Regions from separate parts of the Mus musculus genome. Here region 1 is linked to region 2. The links are chromatin loops, found by intact Hi-C in ENCODE. Cell type or tissue: left cerebral cortex. All regions are shown on one strand. Each heading gives the region's core, and the rest is flanking DNA. Links, peaks and the distances in the headings are about the cores only.

The links. Peaks named below come from ENCODE experiments on the same cell type or tissue, not always from the same donor. Only the 100,000 strongest peaks of a DNase experiment are listed, where the experiment ranks them.
Region 1: a loop joins it to region 2, with 2.0 times the contacts of the local background. A loop is called at or near these places in 3 of 42 quality-filtered maps.

The regions. Positions count from the first base shown.
Region 1 is chr15:80,532,227-80,541,915 of GRCm38, reverse strand. Enthd1 (ENTH domain containing 1) reads left to right here. Exons shown (of 6, transcript NM_001163189.1): 2 at 7,169-7,417. Among named protein-coding and RNA genes, the nearest start is that of Enthd1, 23 kb to the left of the region's middle. In left cerebral cortex, for the core only: a CTCF peak has its summit at 5,664; DNase peaks (open chromatin) are centred at 5,702, 6,068 and 8,434; H3K27ac peaks cover 557 bases.
Region 2 is chr15:80,613,792-80,623,480 of GRCm38, reverse strand. All of the region lies in intron 1 of Grap2 (GRB2-related adaptor protein 2), which reads right to left. Among named protein-coding and RNA genes, the nearest start is that of Mir6957, 27 kb to the left of the region's middle. In left cerebral cortex, for the core only: a CTCF peak has its summit at 5,433 (motif pointing right); DNase peaks (open chromatin) are centred at 5,457, 7,318, 7,582, 8,600 and 1 more place; H3K27ac peaks cover 1,126 bases.

The DNA.
Region 1 (9,689 bases), core at 1,099-9,098, 82 kb after region 2:
TGAGCCATCTCTCCAACCCCTCAGAATTTTCTTAACAAGGAAAATGCTGTCCAGATATAGTTCATCCTGATCTAGGCTTAGTTTAATACTGCAGCACTTACCTACAGCCAAGAGAGACAGCCTGCTATTGTCTTAACCTAAAAACCCAATGATGGTTACCTTTGTTCCTCTCCCTCTGAAGAAGCCATCTGGGAGAGACCTCTGCTGTGGTTCTCCTGTTTCCAACACTGTTTCTGGGTGCAGGTTTATTGTTACTGACTTTACGGGGAGGTTGGTTTTCTCCACTCTTCTTTTGTAGTGCAGGGAATAGAATCCATTGAGCCCTAGAATTTTTCTCATTAATTTTTTTGGGGACTTGGCAGTGAAGTGATTCAGTGGGAACAGCACTTGCTGCCAAGCTTAATCACCGGGGTTTAACGTCCCAGATCCCACAGGGGGGATGGAGTGAACTGACTCCTGCGAGTTATCCTCTGACCTCCCCACTAGTCCCGTGGCCTTTGCTACACACACAGCACATACTCACACCAAATCAGCATCTATATTTATTATTTTATTATTCCACCATGTGGATTCTGAGGCTAGAACCCAGGTTGCCAGGCTGGCCACAAGCTCCTTCACCCACTGAGCTTTCTCACCAGTTCCCTTGGATCCTTTGAAGCAGTCTCCTGTGTAGCCCTGGCTGGGCTTGAACTTGTGATCTTCCTGCCTCAGCTTCCTGTGTGCTTATAGGATTACAAGTATGTATGAACAAAGACAATTTTTAAAGTGACATGTTATTAGTGTTTGAGTATGTCATACTTGCATACAATGTATTTTTATCTTATTCACACCCTACTCCTTCCCTTAACTTCTCCCAGACACTCTCTAATCACACAATCACACTCCTTTCCAACCCAGGGACTTTTTTTTTAATTGCCCACTGATTCCAGTTCATGCTAAGTGTTTTCCTTTAGAATGTCTACCTACAGGAGACCACACCCTTGAAGAAAACTGTCTCTAAAAAGTTCCCGAGAAACCATTAACTGTCCATAGCTCCCCATGTAGGGGTAAGGACTCACGTGTTCCCCCTGCCTCCTGTTCTGGAATGTTGACTGGCTGGAGCTTATGCAGGTCTTGGTCAGGCAACCATAGCTGCTTCAAGTTCACAAGTACAGTAGTCCTGTCTCATCCTTATGGTCTTTCTGTAGTGAGGTGTGATGCAGATGTCCCATTTACCGTTGGGCCTCCAAAGGCACATGTTCTCTACATGTTGATGGGTCGTGAGTCTCTGTACAGAGAGGCTTCTCTGGTGAGGTCAGAGAACTGCACTAATGGTGGGTATAGATAAATGAGTTTAGAAGGCACTTTGATGCTGTCTTAGTCAGGGTTTCTATTCCTGCACAAACATCATGACCAAGAAGCAAGTTGGGGAGGAAAAGGTTTATTTGGCTTACACTTCCATACTGTTGTTCATCACCAAGGAAGTCAGGACTGGAACTCAAGCAGGTCAGGAAGCAGGAGCTAATGCAGAGGCTATGGAGGGATGTTCTTTACTGGCTTGCCTCCCCTGGCTTGCTCAGCCTGCTCTCTTGTAGAACCAAGACTGCCAGTCCAGAGATGGTCCCACCCACAAGGGGCCTTTCCCCCTTGATCACTAATTGAGAAAATGCCTTACAGCTGGATCTCATGGAGGCATTTCCTCAACTGAAGCTCCTTTTTCTGTGGTAACTCCAGCTGGGTCAAGTTGACACAAAACCAGCCAGGACAGATGCTTTAGTCAGTCTGTAAAATAATAGCCACAGGTTCTCCCCCTGGGGCCTGTGAGCTCCCCAGCCAGGGCTGTGAGGATTCAAGACTCACCTAGAGCTTGTCCTTCTGAACGCTGCTATTTTACTATTACCTAACTATCTTTTTTGGAAACTTCTGGATGAGTACTGGGTCTTGCTATCTGTCTTTTATGGCTTTTAGTTACTTTTAGTCTTGTGGCCTTACTGCTGTACTTGGAACACATGGTGCTGTTTGCCTCCATCATGGCTCTACTCAGCTGTTGAGTCTACGATGGTGAAGGTGGTTAGCCTCCGTTTGTACTGTAGTTTCGTAGCTGGATGTTTATTTGAGTCGGTCCTATCTTCTGGTCCTATTTGCCTCATGCTCATCTTGAGTTTGTTACATGACTCCATGTTCTTATTTACATGTGTGTGTGTGTGTGTGTGTGCACTCGCGTGCATGTATGTGGCAGTCAGGACAACTTTTGGGATTCCGTTCTTCCCTCTCATGTTGTTTGAGGCAGGTCTCTTGTTTCAGTCTCTGCCACTCTGGGCTGCTGGACTGTGAGCTTCTGCGGATTCTCTGGATTCCTCCCACTTCCCTGTAGGAGCGCTGGGATCACAGTGTGCGAGCAGCTCACTAGTATGTGGGTCCCAGGGATCAAACTTAGGTGTCAGACTTGGGCAAGAAGCACTCTACCTTCTGAACCCTCTCTCCTGCCCTGTGGTAACTTCCCAATAGTTTATTTTTAAATCTTTTGAAGAAAAATTTAAAATCCTACAGAATATTGATTCTGTAGAAGAAGATCCTCTAGATACATTTCATTGGAGTGGGACTAGACTTACTGACTGTGTAGTGTGGGTTAGAGTGACAGCTTCAGACTCATGGACGGAGAGGGTCTTCCCACAACTTCACATGCCCACTTGGCCTTCATGCTGTTGCTCAGTTGTATTTACTCTGTTCACTGCTGGGCTGCAGTACAGCCTTCCCAAAGTGGCCTGGAGTCTGAGCCTTGTCGTTACAGACCCAGGCTAGGGCCAACAGGCGACTTCACCTAGTTCCATGTGGTAAGACTGTGTTGTGCCTGCTTCTAGGTCCATATAAGTAGCTCTCAGTAGATCTATCCCAGAGAGCAGTGAGTGCAGACCCTCACCCCAAAGGGTGATCTCTGACACCTAAGTGGTTCAGGTCCTCGACACCAGATCAAGAGAGCTCAGCAGCCCTGTGGCTTGAGCCACACATGTGACTTTCTCCTTTGTATTTCTCTGTGGAGTTTTTTTTTTTTTTTTTAATCTTGTTTTTGAGGCTGGCAGTGCCTCAGAACTACCAGGTGTGTGGAGCAGAGCAGTGCTTTGAAGCATAGCTTTACTGTGCCAACACAACGGATGGGGTTTTGTCTTGTCTGTTTTTGTAGTGCTGTGGACGGAAGTCAGGACCTTGAGGATCCTAGGCAGGGGCTCCACGAGACACCCTTTCAGCCCCTGACTGAAAGAGGATTTTTTTTTTTAATAGAAATAACTTGGTCAGAGACTTTAGTTCAGTGCCTGTGGGTTGGGATTCTTTTGGGGGTCACATATCAGACATTCACATTGTGGTTCCTAACAATAGCAAATTTATAGTTATAAAGTGGCAACCAAGTGATCTCATGATTGGGGGCTACTACAGCATTAGCAACTGCATTGAAGGGTCACAGCTTTAGGAAGGTTGAGAATCACTGATGTAGCAGCTTCTCTCTTCCTGTCCCTGCCCTCTTTAGGCCTCTTAGAAGGTAGATTGGAGGGAAGATTAATAGGTAGATAACACGCTACTTACTATAGGCAACACACGATCTGAACTGAGGGAGATGGAGAGGAAGGATAGAGTTGGTGGGTTTGGTTGGTAGACCTGATATATGAATGGGGGAGGGGCATTGTATGTTCATATTGCCCATGTAGAATGGAAGTAAAATTCACTGCAACAGGAATGCAGTTAGAAGAGAGGATGTGGGTAGGACTGTTCAAGAGGGAGGCAGGCAGACTGTTAACATATCTTGAGTGTTATTGAAGACAGGCATATCTCTTAGCACACATATTCTTCTATAACAGACATTAATGCCCAGAACCTCTGAGTCTCTCCTTCTCCAGCATTTGGGAAACGTTCCTTGCCATGTGTCTCCATTTCACACACTGCTGAATGTCCTGGGGACAAGCAAGTAGAGTCCTCTCCTTTGTGGATGTTGGAGGAAAAGCCATCTATCAAGTGGGCAGCTTCAAACCGTGTCACGTCTCTAAGTGGCCAGGGCTGTGTACCCTCCTCACTAAGACTTATGTGACTGCACCCCACATTCATGTCCAGCATGTCACCCTTCCGTACTTTCTTTGGAAAACTCATTTTGGCTTGAAATCACCCTGTTAATACTTGCTGGGTGACTCACCCAGTGCATACATGCACTTGTCCCCTTTCCTTGCTGTGTCCTCAGTGCTCAGAACTCTCTCTTGCTCTCAGCTGCTCAAGGGATGATTCAATGGCTGCAGAAGCAGCTATGCTTGGACACCAGTCTCTTGCACAGCTGCTCTAGTGGTGCTCATCTCCAGTCTCTTACCTTGTGTTTGAGAGGGCCCAGGTTGGCCTTCTGCTTGGCCCTCCTTCTTTCTTGTTAGGTTTCAGACCCAGGACAAGGGGCTGAGGTGCACCTTTTACACATCAGAGCAGACCTGGCCTCCAGGTTTTCCCAGCATCCCTCAGTCCCTACCTAGCATAGTCCACCCCCAACCCTGAACTTTCCAGTCCAGGGGCTGAGCTGCCCTTCCCCCAGAGGCTATGTAACCCGGACATTTTGGTTTCTTCCTCTCTTCCTCCTCTTCTTCCCCCTTTCCTTTTCTCTGCATGGGCACTTTATCTTTTTCTCTTCCCCTCCCCTCTCTCCTTCCTTGCCCTCCCCAGAGCAGCTTCCCATAAGCCTGCATTTAATGTACTCTGATCTGGCTTGGATTGGCTCATTTCACCGGTGGAGAAATAACTTACCACATATTGATCTTGCTCCCATTCTACGTCTTTATTAATTTTTATGTGTTTTTATTAATATTTTTGTCACACTTTGTGATTCTCTCTTAAAAATATTTATTATCTTTACTGTATGTGTGTGGGTGTTTTGCCTGCATGATATATGTGCATCACGTGCATGCCTGGTGCTCACAGAAGCCAGAGAAGAGAGCTGGATCCCCTGGAGCTGGAGGGAATCATGGCTGTGAGCCACCACGTGGGTGCTGGGAACTGAACCTGGGGCCTCTGCAAGAGTCACTAGTACCCTTAGCTGCCAAGCCACCTCGAAGTCTCATGCTGTGCTTTGCCACTGGAGGTTGTGTATTGTAGCCCCCACCCTCTGCCATAACAGTGCACGTGACTGCTTCAAACCATGCCAGTCAGCCATCCTGGATTCCTTCAGTTTAGAGGAAGGAGAGGGAGCCCTCAGACTGGAGTGAGACGCAGTTCAGAGAATCTGTGTTTTCTAATCTTGCCCCATTCCTTTCTTCTTTCAGACAGGAAGCTGTTGTCCTTCCTGTGCTGTAAGGGTTTTATGCTGTGTCTTCCTTCGGGTCTTTTCAGAAGCATAGAAGTGAATGGATGCTTTTGTTGTTTATCTCCTCCTTGAAACAGACTTAGGGGCTCTTCTTGACTTTTCTTACTTCTTGATATGGGGCTTTAGAGGAACCCTGACTGGTACAGAGGGCACAGAATGGTAGCTCAGGGAATTAGGCAGAGTGAAATGAGATGCCCACTCCTCTTTGGGGCAGAATGCAGTGGCCTGGCCTTCCTGAAGCTGCTCTGTTCCCTTGTGGGAGTCGGATGCTTTAGGGAGGAGGCTCCCACCAGGGCAACCATCTTTCTGCTTGCTGTGCCTGCTTGCCACTTGGAGCGAGTGAGCTTCTCCTGCACCCCACCAGTCCCCACAGATTCTAAGTAAAATGTTCCAATTCCAGCCCATGATTTCTAGTTTCTAATTGGGGGTATTGCAGGAGGCTATTTTAAGCCAAGCAACTTTCTCAGGCAGCTAAGTTGTAAATTGGCTCCCAGCATCTTTCAGCAATCTGCTTCATTTACACCATAGCCAGGAGAACATTTGAAACTTTTTGATAATGTTTCTTTCTTAATTCATTCACTTAGTAAATATTTATTGAATATATGTTATGTGCCATCAGTGTCTGGAGTAAGACTCCTCTCATGGGGTTTATATTCCCAGAGAGGAAGCAAACAACAAGGGAACACACAGGTGACAGTGGGCAGGGGCAGATGCCAGGGGGAGACACAAAGGAGGGGGGATAAACTGATGGATGAGGTGGGGCTTCTTCAGAGAAATGCAGCTCTGAGGAGGAAGCGGTGTCTGAGGAGAGGACGGATAAGTCGGGGAGCCTGCATGGAAGCAACAGCTGCCTGAGTTTCTGTGGTACTGGGAAGAGGCTCAGGCTGCAGGATGAGGTACTGGTCGGGACAAAAGGGTAGCATGACACAATTTTTTTTTTTTTAAATCTCCAAATCTAAACGGTGCCCCTGTCGTCAGGGAAAGACCGCTCTTGACATCATCCCCAAGAGCTCCAGCAGACGTCCGCTTTTCATATGACACTGAGAGGGCCCAGCACACACTGTGAGGTGTCCACCAGAAACTAGGGGTGTTCAGAACAGGGTTTAAAAATATAAAGGAAATTCGGGAGGAAGAAGTGGCTAGGAGACGAGACTGGAGAAAGTAACCTTTTTGCACACACTTGCTGGTCTGTGCACACACTTGCTGGTCTGTGCACACACTTGCTGGTCTGTGCACACACTTGCTGGTCTGTGCACACACTTGCTGGTCTGTGCACACACTTGCTGGTCTGTGCAGGTACAAGTGGAGGCCAGAAGTTGAGACAGATGTGTTCCTCAATTCCTCTCTACCTTATTTTTTGAGATAGGGTTGCACTGAACCCAGAGCGTGCCAGTTTGATTAGATTGGCTGGTCAGTGCATCTCTGGCCTCCGGTCTAGGTTTCCCAGCATGGAGGCTGCAGGCACATGCCGCCACTCTTAGGTTTGAGGTGGGTTCCGGGGATCTGTACTCAAGTTCTCCTGCCCTCAGCGCAAGCACTTTACCCACTGCCCAATCTCCCTAGCCTCACGCTCAAACCTTCTTTGCGTGCCTGTGTTAGTTGATTTATTGCAGCGTATGGATGGCTTTCCAAGAAAAATCCAATAATGCATTTAAAATGAAAAGTATAATGCCAGATAAGATGCAATTCCATCACGTATTGATGATGTGTTTGCTCAGTGCGCACAGAGAGGAGTGTGTCGCCCACAGTCTTCCTGCCTTTCCACTTTGCTACATTGTCACTTCTTCATTTTCTTTAGAATAAAATTAATTATAGTTTTCATCAGTTTTTCCATGTTTAAGCAAGCTCTCGGGTATTTTTCAGGTCACTACATCCGGGAGAGGTCGAAGCAGGTCATAACTCTGCTGATGGACGAGCAGCTGCTCCATAAAGAGAGGGAAGTGGCCACGTGGACGAGGCAGCGGACCTCCTACTCCATGTCATTCCCCAGCAGATTATCTGCCACGGGGACCTCACCTACAGTGTGCACTTCTGTGCTCATCCCAGAAAGCCTTACCTCGGAGAAGAAGCACTCACAAGACTGCAAGAAGACTGCAGGTCTGTGCAGTAAAAGTACGTACTGTAAGCAGCGGCCTAACACTTGATAGGTGTCTGTTGAGAACAGCTAGACATAAAACACCAGCTTCACACAAATTACCAACTCAGTATCAGCAGGACTGTCCCACTGTTAGGCTCCATTCTGCAGGGAGCAGAGATGAAGGAGCGTGTTCAGTAGACAGTTGGATGGAAGTTTTCAGAACGTGTTGCTTCTGAATTCTCATAAAATCGTTTTCAGCGAAAACTTAGCCTAGCGGCTATTGTTCTTGGAATCTTTATTTTCAGCTTAATATTTTTTTCTAACTGGAATATGAAGGAGGCTTACTTTCTGGGAGTTGGGGGCTGGGTACATGGGCATGTTTTTAAAAATGTGGTGAAGATTCCAACATAATTTAAATATTTTTTTCTAGCATGATTCTTTGTAAGGCTTTCCTTTGCCTGCAACTTTGACTCTGGATTGCTGAACTTTGAAAGCGAGGGTGGGGGAGATATAACATTATAAGGGAAAGGAAATGATCTTTCCTATTAATCTTTCTGAAACATCAAAGAACGCCCTCTTACTGTAGCTTCTCAGGTACCTACTGGTGGGTTGAGCATGAAGGTAGGCGGGCGCTTAGGAGAAGAAAACATGGGTGAAGTCCGGCTTAGTCTTAGCTGCCCCTTGAAAGCAACCAAAATCAGTGCTAGAAATGCAGGCATCCGCGGGGCATCACAGATCGCCTCCTGCTCACAGACAGCATCCATGCCATGATGCTGGACTGAAGGTTTGCCCCCACCCCTATGTTGAAATGGAGTTCACAGTGCGCTGGTGGGAGGTGGGGCCCCTGGGAGATGGTTAGGTTCCAGGGGTAGAGCCCTCAACAGGAGTGAGCCCTGAGACCCTAGAGAGCTCGCTTACACTCCTGCTGCTGTGGGAAGAGGCAGCTTCTTAGGGCCTGCCCTTGCAAACGCTCTGATTGCAAGCATCTCATGTTTGGAAACGAGTACTGTTGTTTCTGAGTCACCCATTTCACGGTGCTGTTAGCAGACTGAGCTCACCAAGATAGCTGTTCAGCAAACCCCCAAAGAGCTGCAGGGAGTCAGCATGAGCAGTGAATCCCGATTGTCAGCAAAGCACAGAAACTTAAAATACCAGCAGTTACATCAGCACAAACTAGCTCTGAACTCATCCTCCGCTGACTTTGTCAAGGGTCACCTTGTAGCTGTGGGTCACTGACAAAGAGAGGCATTAAAAGGGGTTCTTTGTAGTTATAACAGTAAACACCACCAAATACTTCTAGAACTAGTGGAACATCTTTTTCAGGGGACCCATTTATCATGAAATAAGCACCCCACAGCTGACCCTAAGAAGTGTGACACCAGCTACGACTCGTCTGAGCTTATTTGTCACTTTTGCTGTTTTCTGTCATCTTTCTTGCTCGTGTGTGTGTGTGTGTGTGTGTATGTGTGTTATATACATGTAGGTGTGTGCACCTTGAGGGTACATGTGAATATGGAGACTGGAGGCCAATGCCAGTATCTTCCTTAACTCTTAACTGAGTCCCACTATTTTTTTTTTTTTTTTTTGAGGCAGGGTGTCTCCCTGAGCCGGGACCTTGTCAGTTCAAGCAGGGTGGCTGGTCAGGGGCCCCTTGTGTCTGCCCAGAGTGCTGGGATTACAGATTGTGCTGCAGTAGCTGGCTTCTTACATGGCTTCTGGGCTCAGTAGCCAGGTACTGATGTAAAGTCCAGCTTCAGTGCTGTTAGCATTTGTCTCTATTCAGCTCTGGGGAGCAAAGGTGGTCACTTGCAAGTCATATGGATTACATAGGTCCTCATGCTTGCATGGTAGGCCCTTTACCAGTGGGCCCATCTCCCGGCCTTTCTGTCACGTGTTGACTCCCTGTCTTCTTGAGCTTTCTTACTTGGAGTCTGACTGCCCTGTAGCAGTGGAGGCAACAGCAGTGAGGGAGTCAAGTTCCCTTCCTCACAGAGCCTCTGTGGCAGAGGCCAGCCTATGGGCACACATGCTCAGAAGAGCATAAAGCACGTCAGATAGTAGTGCGTCCTTTATCAAAAGGGACAGCAGGCAGGGGCGGCTTTAGTCAGGGGCAGATATGGGACGGGGCAGCATTTTGGAGGAGAGGAATTTAAACAGAGACATGGCTGCAGTGCTGAAGCAAGTGGTGGCCCCGTGGAGGAGCAGGAGGGTCACATGCTCCTGCCTCTAGCCAGCCACAGCTTGGGTGACAACAAACTTGTCACTATAGAAGTAACTCGTCCCATGTGTGCCATGTCTGTGAGGCAC
Region 2 (9,689 bases), core at 967-8,966:
AATACAGCCAGTGACAGCCCAGCCCCTCACTCCCCAACTCCCTTACCCCCCCGCCCCCCAGTCCCTGGCCTGTCCCTGCTTCTGAGGTCATCTCTGTTTGTCACTGATAAGGACAGAAGGCTTGCTATCAACTGGAACTTGAGGCCCAGGGGGCTAGAAAAGACTGCTCAGTAAACACTGTCCTGGGGCTGTCCCTCGGCAGCTATATTTAACCAGGCAGTGTTAATTAGACAGATGCCATTTTCCCTTTTACATCTGAATCATTTAAGAGAATTAGACAGTATTGGCCAATGGGGAACTCGGCATCCTTCTGCCCAGTTTGACAGTAGGAAGCGTTTTGGTTTTTGATCTGGGAAACATAGTTGGTCCAGCAACTTCTTGTAACATCATGATGTAGCCCAAGTACGTCTCAGAAATTTCAATTTCCATAGTTCTAAATTGAATTAGCCTGTTTCACAGTAAACCCCCATGTACTGACCACTGTGTCTGCCCGTATACTATAATAAATACGAACAAGGTTCAAATTCAAGGAGCTGTTGGGAATGCCACGGAAAGAACTGAGTGGAAGTGGTGTGTGTGTATGTATGTGTGTGTGCATGTGTATGTATGTGCGTATACACAGATGTGTGCTTGTGAGCATGTAAATGGCTTATGATATCAGATACCTTTGAGAATCTCAGTTTCCTCACCTTTAGAATGGGAATCTTAACATTCAGTGGATCAAGTTGTGAAATGGAGTTAAATAATAGTTGCAAATACTGCACAGAATACAGCTGGAGAGTATTTGCGTTTTAAAATAATTGTATGGGCTGAAGAGGTAGTTCTGTTGATAGAGCGCTTATCTGGTGTGCACGAGGGATTCACTATCCAGTACCACATAAGCCGGCATGGCGGCACATCATGGCGGCCCATCCCTGCAATCCCAGACTCAGGAGGGAGAGGCCAGGAGATGAGAAGTTCAAGGTCATCCTTAGCTCTGCAGTGAGTTGGAGGCTAGCCTGTGCTACATGGCATCCTGTATCAGGCTAATAATGACAGTCCCAATTTTACGGAAGAAATCCCTCCCCAGCTGAGGCAGCCTGAAGCGGAGTAGAAGACGATGTTGCCCATCTCCTATAAACTGTTCTCCCTGACTGTGGCACTTAATCAGCAGGTCTGTCACATCCTCTGATCCTCTGCTAAAACAGTCAGGGCTAAAACTGTCAGGGCAGCGGCTGGAAAGTTATGGTTCGGCATTTAGGTTTGACAAAATTTCGCTAATTCTCACCCTTTGGCTGAGTTAATAAGTTGACCCTCAGACCTAGTGGGCTCTCAGTGATCAGGAAACTGGGGAGGCAAGTAGTTTCCTCAGGAGCTTCTCTCCCTCTCAGCGAGATCTGGGGACTGCCAGGAAGGTAGCAGTAGGTGGCAGGGTGCAGCGGGGAGCTCTTGGTGGATGAGTGCGGGCTGGGCTGACTGGGGAGAAAGCAGGATGCTCTCCAGGGGCTTAGGAAACTGACTTCCTGCATCTGCTTTGTTTCCTGAAGGTGATTTGTGAGGTGACCATTACCAATCTCTAGAGGCAGACGAGCATCACTCATAAAATGCCAAATAAAATGCCATTGTTGACTCTCCGCCTCTCCCCCTAGTCAGCTACATTCTTTTTTGTACACTTTCTTCAAGATCTGTCCGTCTGAGGCAAGTGAACATGTTGGTCGACCCACTGAGCAGACAGGAATAACTCTGTCCTTCTTCCTTAAGGCTAAATGCTTTTGCTGAGTGGAGTCACCCCATTATGTTAACGTTCTGGAACCTTTCTCCAAATTAAAGTCTTGCCTCTGGTTTGCAGGGGGACGTGACTTCTGTGGGTCACCGTCATGGTATCCACAGTAGACGCTTGGTCACCTCAAGAGATCAGGTGTCGGGTGAACGGTCCTGAAAACCGTGATCCCATTTCCACACAAATTTACCTTAATAAGCGAGGTGAGAACAAGGGGAGGCAAATGCTAAATGTATTTAAAAGTCACACGAAGTGCAGAGGAGAGAAGCGTGTTCTGGGTGTGACCTTGAGCTTGGGAAGGTCAAACCTGAGCGCCTGGCTCCCGACAGCTGTAAATCACTTGGGTGAGAAGGCCCGGACAGAAGTAGAATTGCTACTTGCATAGTGTCACTTTTCTGTCTCCCCCCACCCCCCAGGGAAGGTTGGCAGTGTGGCAGAGCCAGAGGTACAGGACCTATCACACAGCTCCCCAGCTTGTAATATTAATCCTGACTCCGAAAACCCAGTTAAAAAAGCCTTCTCTTCCTGAGATCCACTCCCATTTCCCTTTGTGAGATAAAATCTGTTTGGCTGCTGTTTTATGGGAGGGCAATATTCTCTGCACTCCCTCGTGAAGAAGAGAACAGTAGTAGTAGTATGTTACCTTCAGTTTGACTGTTGAAAGGCATGGACCTTTAGATATTGATTCTTGTATATTCATTAGTGTTGATTTGGAAAAGTTTAACAAGGACCACTAGGGAAGAGGGAAATTGAACTATCAATATAGTTTATTCAGTAAATATTGATTGGTTTTTATTTATTTATTTTTCTGTAATAGTCTGCACCTGTCACTGCTACATTTTACACCTGGGAAACAAATTTCTATATTTCTATAGAGACGGCTAGGTTTCAGGGTTGGGTAGTAGTGGTGAAAGGAATGAGGGAAGAACGAAGGCAAGGAGGTGGGGAGAGCATAGCCTGGATTCAAACGTGTGTCTTCATGCTGTTCTCTGTAACTTCAGTGCTCCTGAATTCTGGAAGAGATGAAGAGACCCCTTTCCAGAGATCTCCATCCTCACAGATGGACTCAGTGCAGGGTCCCTGCCAGGGGCTGGCTTTAGAAATGGCTGAAATGCCACCTGCCACACAGCATGAGAAGCTCCAGCCTCCAGGGACAGCCAGCCGCCTCCAGTGGCCTGCCCTCCTCCCCAAGCCGTACCCCACAGATGATGCCATTTGTGGGGTTCTAATGCCAGCCTGCTTCCCGCTGGCCTTTCGTGGCTCTCTCACGCATCATCCATTAGCAGCCCTGAGACGCAGATCAGCCTCCCGGCAGGGTGACACACACCACACAGGAGTGCCTGGGCTGATCATCTCTGCCCTTGAGTTTCCTTGTAAGCTGCTTTTACTAAGGGAAAAAAAATATCACCCTGAAAAATATTCAAGTGATGTACAAGGGATGTTTATCTACATTTAAAACCTCATCGGCACAAGATGCATGTGAAAGCCACCGGGCAGTTCCTTAACATGACTCCATTTAGAAGCCACATTAAATAGATTTGTTGGAAGAACTAGTTTTCATCAAAATGGTACCAGGCAAGAAACTTCTTGAACAATTTCAGCTCCTCCTAAGTTGGCTATGAATAGCCAAGGCTTCCATTTTATGTCTCTCTTAAAAGGAGCAATTGCATAACGGCACATAGCTAAGTGAGACTCAGGCTCAGGACCCAGTGAAAGAGGAAGCCGGGTCCTAAATTGAATCAGTCATGACCACTTCCTATTTTGCTGGGGATAGCGCTCATTTGAATGCGTGCCCCAGTTTGGGTTGTAATTTAGACAGCAGAATGTCTTGCAGTGAGAAAGAGACAAAGAGAAAGAGAAAGGGACAGAGACAGAAAGAGACAGAGATGACTTTTATGAATATTGCTGACCACATATTTATCAGAACATTAACCACAAATGGAATTTTTATTAGTTTATCTATGTAGGATATTAAGAGCTTACCAATTTTGAACTTTGGGGTTTGGGTGCAAAGAAGAGCTAGAACAATTCAGTAAATATTGATTGGTTTTTATCGATTTGTTTTCTGTAGTAGTCTGTACTTGTCACCTATTATACCCCAAATGCTTCCTGATACAGACACTTGGAGGTTCCAGCCTTTATACTCTTATTGTCATTATTATGCAGAGAGAAAGTCACCTGAAGCATTGCTATGTTGATCAGACTGGCCAGGAACACCTAGACTGAAGCAATGCTCCTGCCTCAGCACTCTAAAGGCTGGGATTACACAAAAAAGACTCCGTGCAAGCAGGTGAAGCCCCTCTTGGAGCCAGCGGAAAGCCAGCTCAATTACTGTTTAGAAGTAGGACACCTTAGTGCTGCCTGGGGAGGAGGGAGGTGATTACAGCTAGGCCCCACTGTACACAATAGGAAGGTTCTTGGAAAGTTGTTCTGAATAGAGTATTTGTAAATGGAATCGTATTAGCATGTATTATAGAGACTCTCTCTACAAAGGAGCCCTGCGGGTGAAACCCTTTCGAAATGGAAAGGAAACTTTGTTATGCAAATAACTATCTTTTAATTGATCCATTTTAAAGTCGGAGCTTGTACGCATTCAATCTTAAAAAGAACACACCTGTGTGTCACCTCTAGCTTCCCCACCCTGGGGGCCAAGTAAACATTACCTGGCCATCTTGCTCAGCTCTGAAAGTGCTTTACAAAACTGCTGTTAGAGACAGAAGGTTCTACCTTGGCGTGTAGACCAGGGGTCAGGAGGCTTTTTCTGGAAAGGGCCTATAGTAAATACCTTTGGCTCTGAGTGGTATGGTCTCTGTTATGTAATGTTGTAGCCTCTAGGTCAGCCACAGATGACAGATGAATGGGTACCGTTGTGTTCCAGTCAAAGTTTATTCATGAACACTGGCATTCATTTCTTCTTGTGCTTGAGATAAGGTCTTGCGTATCCCAGGCTGGTCTCAAGCTGGCTAGGTAGACAAGGATGGCTTAAACTCCTGCTTCTCCTGCTCTGCTGAGCTTCTAGGCATGTGCTACCACAATAGGCTTAGCAGTAGACTTCTTTAATTTATTCTTTTTTTTTATTATTTTCTGTTTGTTTGTTTGTTTTTATGAGACAGGGTTTCTGTGTAGCCCTGGCTGTCCTGGAACTCACTCTGTAGACCAGACTGGCCTCGAACTCAGAAATCCCGCCTGCCTCTGCCTCCCAAGTGCTGGGATTAAAGGCGTGCGCCACCACTGCCTGGCTAGCAGTAGACTTCTTAAAGGGAGAGACTATAAGCTAATGAAGTGAGGATTAGGAATCCATAGACATGAATTGGAATCTGCAAGAGGCTGCTTGCTTCCTGGGTATTGTGTTGTCTCATCCACAAACTGCAACAACCACAGGTCCTTCGTGTGTAGACCCTAAGCAACATATATGTAGTAGGCATGTGTGTTAGAGTCTATATAATCCCCAGGCAATGCTTAGTTAATATTTCATAAGTGTTTGTTACATTCATAAAAGCATAATTAATAACCTACCACCAGAGTTACATTTGAGTCCATCAGAGGAAGGGACCTGGGTATCTAAGTTTACAAGGAACAGTTAATTTCCTACTCTAAGGTGCCAGGACTAACCAGCAAACTCAGCTGGAGACACTGAAGCACACACCCGCTCGAAGGAGCCTGCCTTATTTAATCCAACAGAGGGCAATGGTGCACCCTAAACTGCAGCTTGTACTTTGTAATTTTTTTTTCTTTCTTTCCCTCTGAGGCCTTATAATCTTTATCTAGGCAGGTTTGGTGACTGTCCCCATTGTCCCTTGTGAGTTGTGAGGCTTATAAACTGTCTCAGAGCCTAGCATCTATGAAATGCAGCCTTGCTTGGATGGAAGAGAATTAGACACCATCTTCTCCCACACATTTCTGGGTTTAAATTCCTTCTGAATGCCATGGAAAGATAGTTCCTTTCATTTCAGGGCTCTGTCTTTTTTTTTCCCCCTCTTCTTCTCCTGCCCTTCAGAAACAACATCTTACTTTGTAGCCCTAGCTGGCTTCATATTTGCAAAATCCTCCTGCTGCAGCCTCCAGACTGCTGGGATTCCTGGTGCAGGCTAGTGTGCCTGACTTTTGTTGAGCTTCTGACTATATATTAATGATCTTGTATTAAAATCTGTATTGTGTCATTTCCTTCCTTCCTTTCTTTTCTGTTCTCTTTCTTCCATGTCTGTGTGGTTCATATATGTGTGTGCATTCATAGATATTTAGGCACATTTGTGTACATGCCTGTGGATGTTTAAAAAGCAAACTTGGGTGTCTTTCTCAGTCACTCTCTAGGGATTGAGGCAGAGTCTCCTGCTGAACCCAGAGCTTAGCAATTCTGGCCAGTCTTGGTCTTGTGGGCCCACAAGCCTGCCTCAGTGGAGCACCTCTCTCTTACTTCCTAGGAACACAGGCAGCAACGATGCCTGACTGGCTTTTAAGTGGGTTCAGGGATTCAAACTCTGGTCCTCTCTGCAAGCACCTTCTCCACTAAGCCATCTCTCAAGTTCCTAGTGTGTGCATTTCCTTGCCCTGACTGCTGTAGCCATGGCTGGGATCATTCTGCCTTAGTGGGCATTTAGCTTAGCAGGGGAGGACAAAAAGGCATAGGTAAATGGCGCCTGAAAAATCTGTAATCACTGGATGGACAATGACCCTTCAGCTCCCTGTCAGCTTCTGTTTAAATGTTCTACCAGAGGCGCAAACCAATTTATGTGGGACGCAGGAGGCTTGGCTTCTCTACACGTTGGGCTCTTGAAGAACTGAAATGTTAACCTGCCTGCCAAATGTCTAAGAAGTCAGACACATCCCCTTACTGTGTCGTCCTGAATTGTCGCTAACGGATCCTCTGAGCCTTTAAAGCAGTGACCTGCGAATTCCTTCCTAGCAAGAATCCACCTCTGTTTCTTCAAAGATTTGAATCTAAGGCCAGAGAGTGTAGAACCGGGCAGCTCTAACCAGTTCATGCACGGATGGACCCTTGCTATTCTGCTTTTGCCCCAGATCACTGCTGCAGGTGGCCCTGCATCCAGGGGTGGCTCTCAGGACTCTCTTCATTGATCTGTAGCCAGGGATTCCTCTAGATATTGGTCCACTTAAATGAGAGACTCCATCACTTCCTTTTTTGGTTTAGGATCTTTTAGGAGAATAAACAGCCTTCTCAGTGGAGACAAGTGATCTCCCTCCAGAAAATAGATGCACAGCTCTGATTCCGCTGCCACGGAAGAAAGCAAGACTAGCGAAGCACATCCCACCCAAATCACTTCTATCCAGGACGCGGAGATCTCCATCCCCTCCAAAGTGACCATGGGCGTACAGGGCATTTCTTATTTTTCTCCTGCCCTCTTTATTTTCTCACTCCTATGCCCCAGGGGAGCACAAATCCCCCGTCAGGACTGGGCTTGGAGACCCAGAGGAAGTGGCTTTTGATTAGAAGCCTCCGGGGCCCCACCCCCTACTCCCATCCATTTCTGTCCTGTGCGCAGGTGTGTTCCCCAAATAACAGTTCATCTTCTTGCTGCTTCTCTTCTGCGGGAAGCCACCAACAGAGCTGTCTCTAATGACAGGAGACAAAGGGGCAGCTGGTTTGGCAGCAAGGTGGCTGAGCGGGCAGGCAGGGAGGATCATACTTTCTCCTCCTCATCTGGAGAAGCCTGAGGCTCTGTCCGTCATCACCGTGACGTGCCTGCGGGGTGGGTGGGGGTGGGGCAGGTCATTCCAGGCTTTACCACTACATTGCGCGAGGCCCTATTACCTACCAGGCCCCTCCTGGAGATTTCTGCCAACCCCGGGATCTGTCTCTTCTGCTTTCCTGATTTCCAAGTGGGAAGCTTCTCTGTGGGTTGGAAGGCACTTGGTGTTCAGGTTGTGGGAAGCATATAAGCAGGATGTTTTTCAGACACACAGACAAACGTACACGTGGTGGAGTGGGGGTGGGGGTGGGGAGCCCTTAAGCAGGTCCTGTCACCGTGATTATGGCGACTGCATTCCTCTAAGGGCTCCTGCATTATTTCTCTCTTTCTTTTAATTCCCTCTTTTTCCTTCGCAAGATTTTTTTTTTTTTTTTTTTTTTTTTTTGGTTTTGTAGGAAGGAGTGGGAAGAGAGGAAGTGGAAAGGAAGAGAGGTGTGAGGACGCTGTCCTCAGGCAGGCCCCCTCCCCTCTGCCTATACCTCAGTTTCATCCCCAGCTCTCATCACACGCCCTCTCTGTAATCCCCTCTGCCTGGCTTATATAATCAACTATTTTTTTTTTTTGTGCTTATAACATATTGTGTCATTCACCCCCAAACTTTATCGAAGAAAAATACCCTTTTGCTTTTTTTTCCCTTAACCCTAACACACATGTTCTATTAAACTCAGACAACTCCCACCCCCACCCCACCCCCTTTTTTTTTTTTTTAACCTGTCAAACTGTCAGGCGAGGCTGCCTCAGAAGAAGGGAAGCTCACAGAGGAGGGGTGGGGTGAGGTCGGGGAGGGGAGGGGCGGGGCAAACCTGCCTTTAAACCCCTGTTGCTTACTTGGGCAGCTGAGGACTCTTAGTTCTCTATGCCTCAGTTTCCCCTCTGAGAATTCAGATGACGTCCTCACTTGCCACCTCCCAGGGAAAGCGAGTGCAGAAAGCCCCGTTCAGCTCTGGCATTTGCCTTCATAGTGTCTTTTCCCCAAAGCGTTTTGGCATCGGAGTATTCTACCAACATTTCTTGTAGAGAAAAACAAATGTCAAAACTGCTTTTAAAAGTGTAAATCCACCAAGCATATGCTCCTTTTTTCTCGTTTGAAGCCTCCATCTCCCCTCACTTCCCCTGGGCAGGTGCTAACTTCTTTCTCCTGGCCATGAGCCTTGGCTGTGGTGTTAGCCAAAGATATAGCCGTGGCGTGGGATGGAGACCACTCACTAGGTAGGAGGAGAAGGTTGACTTGCCAAGGAGAAAGGAGGAAACTGATTTGGCTTCTACACTCTGCCCAAACACCCAGGGCGAGATCATGGTGTGGCTGGCTTAGAACAGGAAGCTGGGGGGCAGCTGGGGGAGGGAACATACCACCCAAGTTTCACCAACGCCTAGAGACAAGAACCCGCCAAGACCAAGCGGCCCTTGCGTGCTTGTGATCTAGGATGTGGCAAGGGTTTTACCAGTGGGCACTCATTGTAATTTTGGGGGTGGAGCAGAACTGGGAATCGAACCTACTGCTTCACAGGCACGCTAGGCAAGCTCTCTACCATTGGGCTACCTCTAGAGCTCAGCATTTATTGCTGTTATTGGTGACTGGACATGGGAGAAAGAAGCAAGATATGAGAGTGAGTGTCTGATGTTTCCTAAGGCTATGTGCTTGCTCTGCTTGGTTTCTTGGCCTCCATTGGTACTAGCAAAATCATGGGCCTTCCTCCCACCAGGTCAGGATAATTGCTAACTAGCTTAGGCCTACTGAACCTTCCTGGGTGGCTGGCTGTCAGCTAAGAAATTGACAGCAGCAATTCCCACATACCATGGAAATTCAAGCCCATTACTTCTTGGTCAAAGAGGCAATGACTGCAATAAACTGGCTGACCTCAGAGTGGGCAATCGTGGGCTCAAAGGCAATTTTAGAAATGGGAACCGTGTGTCACTTCACACAAACTGCAGCCCCCCCACTTCCTCCTCCCTCCGCCTTCTCCCCTCCCCCTCTCTCCCGCCCACCCCCTGCAACACATTCAAGGGTTTTCAAGTTCACGCTCTCTTTTAAACACTAGTCACTTACCATGGCTATATTTAGAATGTATGTTTTAAAAATTCTCCTGTTGTTTTATTAAAACAACACCATGCAAACCTCGAAACAACAGCATCAAAATGCCAAGATATCACCGGCCCTACTAGAGAGAGGTCCCTGACAGCCCCACTGGGCTGTCAAGCTGACTTCTGACCCAGCAATCCTG